2 separate regions of the Homo sapiens genome follow, and region 2 is linked to region 1. Evidence: chromatin loops called from intact Hi-C (ENCODE). Cell type or tissue: B cell. All regions are shown on one strand. Links, peaks and the distances in the headings refer to the core of each region. The heading gives the core; the rest is flanking DNA. Region 1 has its middle 250 kb from the start of MBNL1-AS1. Region 2 has its middle 140 kb from the start of P2RY1.

The links. Hi-C counts contacts between places; a loop is a spot of excess contacts. Peaks named below come from ENCODE experiments on the same cell type or tissue, not always from the same donor. Only the 100,000 strongest peaks of a DNase experiment are listed, where the experiment ranks them.
Region 2: a loop joins it to region 1, with 3 times the contacts of the local background. A loop is called at or near these places in 2 of 110 quality-filtered maps.

What each region holds. Positions count from the first base shown.
Region 1 is chr3:152,515,142-152,518,095 of GRCh38, forward strand. No RefSeq gene overlaps it. Among named protein-coding and RNA genes, the nearest start is that of MBNL1-AS1, 250 kb to the left of the region's middle. In B cell, for the core only: no CTCF peak of the experiment used is centred there; a DNase peak (open chromatin) is centred at 1,290; H3K27ac peaks cover 2,376 bases.
Region 2 is chr3:152,693,228-152,696,181 of GRCh38, forward strand. No RefSeq gene overlaps it. Among named protein-coding and RNA genes, the nearest start is that of P2RY1, 140 kb to the right of the region's middle. In B cell, for the core only: no CTCF peak of the experiment used is centred there; no DNase peak of the experiment used is centred there.

The DNA of each region.
Region 1 (2,954 bases), core at 172-2,671:
GCAGGCTGTTCAAGTTTGGTAGTATATTGACTACTTTGGCTATATTATATTATCAAACTCTCAGAACACTTCTGTTAAAGTTTACATCCTCAGAACCACCTCATGCTCACAAGACGGCTGCCCGGAGTCTATTTTTCATATACAAGTGCAAAGAAGGAAGAGAAAAGAAAGGTGGTTCTGCAAAGGGATGAATGCCAGCTGGATACACACACACGTGCACACGCGCACACACACACACACACACACACACACACAGAGAGAAAGGTTTCTAGAACCCTACCCAACAACTTTTGCCCAAATATCATTAACCTAAACTCAGTCACATGCCTTCCTTTTTCTTTAAGATGGAAATATTGTATTTTAGCTGAATGCATTGCTAAACATAATGAAATCAAATTTCTGTTGTTAAGAAATAAGGGAAAATTATACATTGGTGTTATGTGGGAAATTTACAGAAAAGAATTACATAGGGGAAAATTGGATTTGGGGAGGGAATTAGAAATCTTTCCCATTGTTATTAATGAGATTATGTTTATTTGGAAGTTTACGAATAAACTAATCCTTTTTCAGGTGTTTGCTTCTCTGTGGGACTAAAATATTTTCCTTTCAGCAATGTGCTGGAGAAGCCAGCTTATACCTACTTGCAGGAACCAATTGAGAAATTCTTAAGAATTTTGTAAGTCAGTAATGAAACACAGCCATTATTTTAAAAATAAATACTATAAATATGGAATTAAATTATGTTAGAAACAAAGGATAGTAAATACTTAGAACAGCTCACTTCCTAATTTTTTTCTACAATTTACTGTTATCTGTGCTGTTGGCATGATGTACATCTATTGTATCTGTATAGTGAAAATATTATGTGATAGAAACCTGTATAATGGTATCTACTGTACCTCTCTTCCCAACTCTGAATTCAGTAACATCACTTTGGTATCTTAAAACTGGCCATATAGGGAATATTTACATCACAGAAGTTGACAAACACTAAAATGAGGGCCCTTTTCCCTGAAGAATAGGTTGTAAAAATCTACCAGCATGCTTCTGCCTTCTAATATTTACAAATACATTTTTAATAGTTTGCTGTATTAATGGTGGCCAGTATAGAGATCAGAGTAGAGATAAATTTAATGTTTCACTAGCATAACCACATACAGAAGGTTAACCAGTGAGTACATTAAGAGGGAAGGAACTGTTTTTCTTCTATTCATGTCTTGCAACAGCTCTCATGGGACCACCAACACCACCAGCCAGATATTTCAGCTCCGAGCTAGAGAAATGAATTTTTTGTGACCAACTCCTTGGGGAAATAGGAAAGGAGAGGAACTGCTACATGTTTTCCCCTGAGGACTAATAAATTTGTTTATGTCTCTTTGAGCATAGAGCACTCATCAGAAAAGAAAAAGATACTTTAAAAAACCCCCACAATTCTCCCTCATCGCCTCTTTCATTGCCACTCTTTGAAGCGTAAATAAATGAGGCATTTGGGGCAAATAAATGTAATATTAAGCAGAAAATAAATGAGACAATATAGTGATAATCATTGAAAAGAGTGATTTATAGCTCCTCTTCTGTATCTAGTATTTAAATTGATCATATTAAATTAAAATTAATTTTTTCACCTGGAGTATTTTTTCTTTTTGTTATCTACAATTTTGTGTAAACCTTCTGCCCCACTCTCTGGAGTGTAAGATGGTGCCAGAGAGATTTACAGGAGAAAGTAGTTTAACAACATACTGCTTTGGTGAGGTTATGGGGAAGAAAGAGCTCTTCATTGCTGAGGGAAGCGTGAATTAGTATGACCTCTATGAAGAAAAATTTGGCAACATTTATCAAAACTGTAAATGCATATAGCCTTTGACCCAGCAATTCTACTTTTGGAAATATACTCTCTAGATGTACTTGTATATATATGAAATGATATAGGCTCAATATTATTCTTTGTAATATTTTTGCATAATAGCTAATTGTTAGAATAAATGTAAAATCCATCAATAGGAGTGGCTAAATAACCTAAGATTTATTTTTGCAGTGGAGTGTTACATGGCTGTAAAAAATAATAATAATCCTAGAAACTATATAGTGAAAAAAACCCAAGAGTTAGAACAGTATGTATAATATACCTTTTGTGAAAAATAAGAGAAAATAAAAATCTATATTTATATCCTCTTGAATATGCATTACTCTGAAAAGATCCGTAGAATCTAAGAATAGAGATTTCTATGTAGAAAAGGAGGTTCTGGCTAGATGAGGGACAAGGTTGGAAGGAAAGGAACATTTTTTACTTTTAACTTTTATAGCTATTCACTTTTTGAGCCATGTGAATGTATTATGTACTTAAAAATACCTTAAAGCTTAAATACATAGCTTGCAATACTTAAAGAGAAACTTCCCTTCCATCAACAGAGACGCTGTTTAGTGTGATTTAATAAGGAGTTCTAGCTGTGAGATGGCTCACTCACTCAAAGATATAAGAGAGGAGAGTTTAGTCATGTGCAGATTTAAGGGAATCAACATAAGAGAGTGAGACACTGAGGGATTAGCAAGAGCAGAATGCCAGAGACACCACTATTCTGGAAGGGAAAAGGAATGGAGCGGTCATGGAGATGCTGCAGAGACAACAGCTCTGAACAGAATGCAGCCACTGCCAGGAACAGTGAGGCAGTAAGGAGCAGAAAGAATCAATATCCCAACCTTTCTGTCCTCTCACCCCTGATCTCCAGCTAGTGACACACAGAAGCCAGAGGATAAGGAAGCCTGGAGTGTACTCTGGAGAGTGGTCATCTTCCTGGGGGACAAAAGAAGACAGAGAATACAGAGAATGGATCTGGGCAACAAATGAAAAATAATGAGTGCAGGATATCAGGATGGCAATTTGCATCCTGGATGTGTGTGTATGTCCACAAATATAGGTATGTGCTATGCCAATTGGTTATATTGGGACCAACGTT
Region 2 (2,954 bases), core at 455-2,954, 180 kb after region 1:
GGTGCTTGGATAATTGGCAAGCCACATGTAGAAGAATGAAACTGGATCCTTATCTTTGACCTTATAAAAAAATCAACTCAAGATGGTTCAAAGATTTAAATCTAAGACCTGAAACCATAAAAATTCTACAAGATAACATTGGAAAAACCCTTCTAGACCTCAGTTTAGACAAATACTTTATAACGAAGAACCCAAAAGCAAATGCAACAAAAACAAAGATAAATAGATGAGACTCAAACTGAAAAGCTTCTGCACAGGAAAAGAAATAATTAGCAGAGTGAACAGATAACCCACAGAGTGGGAGAAAATTTTTGCAAACTATACTTCTGACAAAGGACTAATATCCAGAATCTACAAAGAACCTAAACAAATCAGCAAGGAAAAAACAAACAATCCCATCAAAAAGTGGGCTAAGGACATGAATAGACAATTCTCAAAAGAAGATATACAAATGGAAAAAATGAAAAAATGCTCAACATCACTAATTATCATGGAAATGCAAATCAAAACACAATCTACAATGCGATACCACCTTACTCTGGCAAGAATGGCCATAGTCAAAAAATTTTTAAAAACTAATAGATGTTGGCATGGATGTGGTGAAAAGGGAACACTTTTACACTGTTGGTGGGAATGTAAACTAATACAACCACTATGGAAAACAGTGTGGAGATTCCTTAAAGAACTGAAAGTAGATCTACAATTTGATTCAGCAATCCCACTACTGGGTATCTGCCCAGAGGAAAAGAAGTCATTATACAGAAAAGATATTTGCACATACATGTTTATAGCAGCACAATTTGCAATTGTAAAAATACAGAACCAGCCCAAATGCTCCTCAACCAATGAGTAGATAAAGAAAATGTGGTATGTGTATATATATATATATGGAATATATATATATGGAATATATATATATGGAATATATATATATGGAATATATATATGGAATATATATATATGGAATATATATATTTGGAATATATATATATGGAATATATATATATTTGGAATATATATATGGAATATATATATGGAATATATATATGGAATATATATATTTGGAATATATGTATGGAATATATATATGGAATATATATATGGAATATATATATTTGGAATATATGTATGGAATATATATATTTGGAACATATATATATATGGAATATATATATTTGGAATATATATATATGGAATATATATATTTGGAATATATATATATGGAATATATATATTTGGAATATATATATATGGAATATATATATTTGGAATATATATATATGGAATATATATATTTGGAATATATATATATGGAATATATATATTTGGAATATATATATATGGAATATATATATTTGGAATATATATATATGGAATATATATATTTGGAATATATATATGGAATATATATGGAATGTATATATGGAATATATATATGGAATATATATGGAATGTATATATGGAATATATATATATTTGGAATATATATATGGAATATATATATATTTGGAATATATATATGGAATATATATATATTTGGAATATATATATGGAATATATATGGAATATGTATATATGGAATATATACATAGAACATATATATATTTGGAATATATATATGGAACAGATATATATATATATATCTATATATCTATATATATAGATATATATATATACACCATGGAATACTACTCCACCATAAAAAGGAATGAAATAATGGCATTTGCAGCAACCGGGATGGAACTGGAGAACATTATTCTAAGCGAGGTAACTCAGGAATGAAAAACCAAACATTGTTGTGTTCTCACTCATAACTGGGAGCTAGGCTATGAGGACGCAAAGACACAAGAATGATACAATGGACTTTGGGGACTTGGGGGAAAGGGTGGGAGGTGGGTGAGGGATAAAAGATTGGGTATAGTGTACACTGTTTGGGTAACGGGAGCACCAAAATCTCAGAAATCACCGCTAAGAAACTTATTCACGTAACCAAACACCATCTGTTCTCCAAAAACCTATTTAAATAAAAAGTAAATTATATTACTTTAAACAAATATTAAATAACCTTACAATGGACTCTAAGTGTTCAAGTGAAAGGAAGAATCACACATCTCTCACTTTAATGAAAAGCTAGAAATAAATGAATAAGCTTAGTGAGAAAGACATGTTGAAAGTTAAGATCGGCCAAAAGCTAAGTCTCTTGTGATGAACAGTTAGCTGAGATATGAATTAAAAGAAAAAAAGAGTTCTTGGAGAAAATTAAAAGCACCACTCCAGTGAACACAGGAATGATAGGAAAGCAAAACAGCCCTATTGCTGATATAAAGAAAGTTTTGTTGGCCTGGATAGAAGATCAAACAAGCCACAACATTCCCTTAAGCCAAACTCTAATCCAGAACAAGGCCTTAACTCTATTCAATTCTATGAAAGCTGAGAGAGGTGAGAAAACTGCAGGAGAAAAGTTGGAGGCTAGCAAAGGTTGGATCATGAGGTTTAAGCAGATGTTGTCTCCATACCATCAAAGTACAAGATGAAAGCAGGTGATAATATAGAAGCTGCAGCAAGTTATCCAGAAGATCTAGCTAAGATCTTTCCTGATTTGGAACAACTGATAAAGATTCAAAAGAAAAAGGAATTAAAAATGAAATTCTAAAAAACGATTTTAAATGTAAGCAATACTTGTTATTTTTCCCAGTTTAACATTTCTCCAGGAATGAAATTTAATGTTTTGAGCTGCCTTATAATGAAATGCATAAATAATTAGCATTTTGCCTCCAGAGGGTGATATTATCCAGCTAACTGGTGAAAGCACAATATTACATGTCATTTTAAATCAATCCCAAGTAGCTTTTTAAATGTAAGTCCCTAATTTTACAGCATCTTTATGTAAATTTTGGAAATAGATTTCTCTCCATCCTAGAAGAGCATCAAGTGTAATAAAGATTTTTAATGAT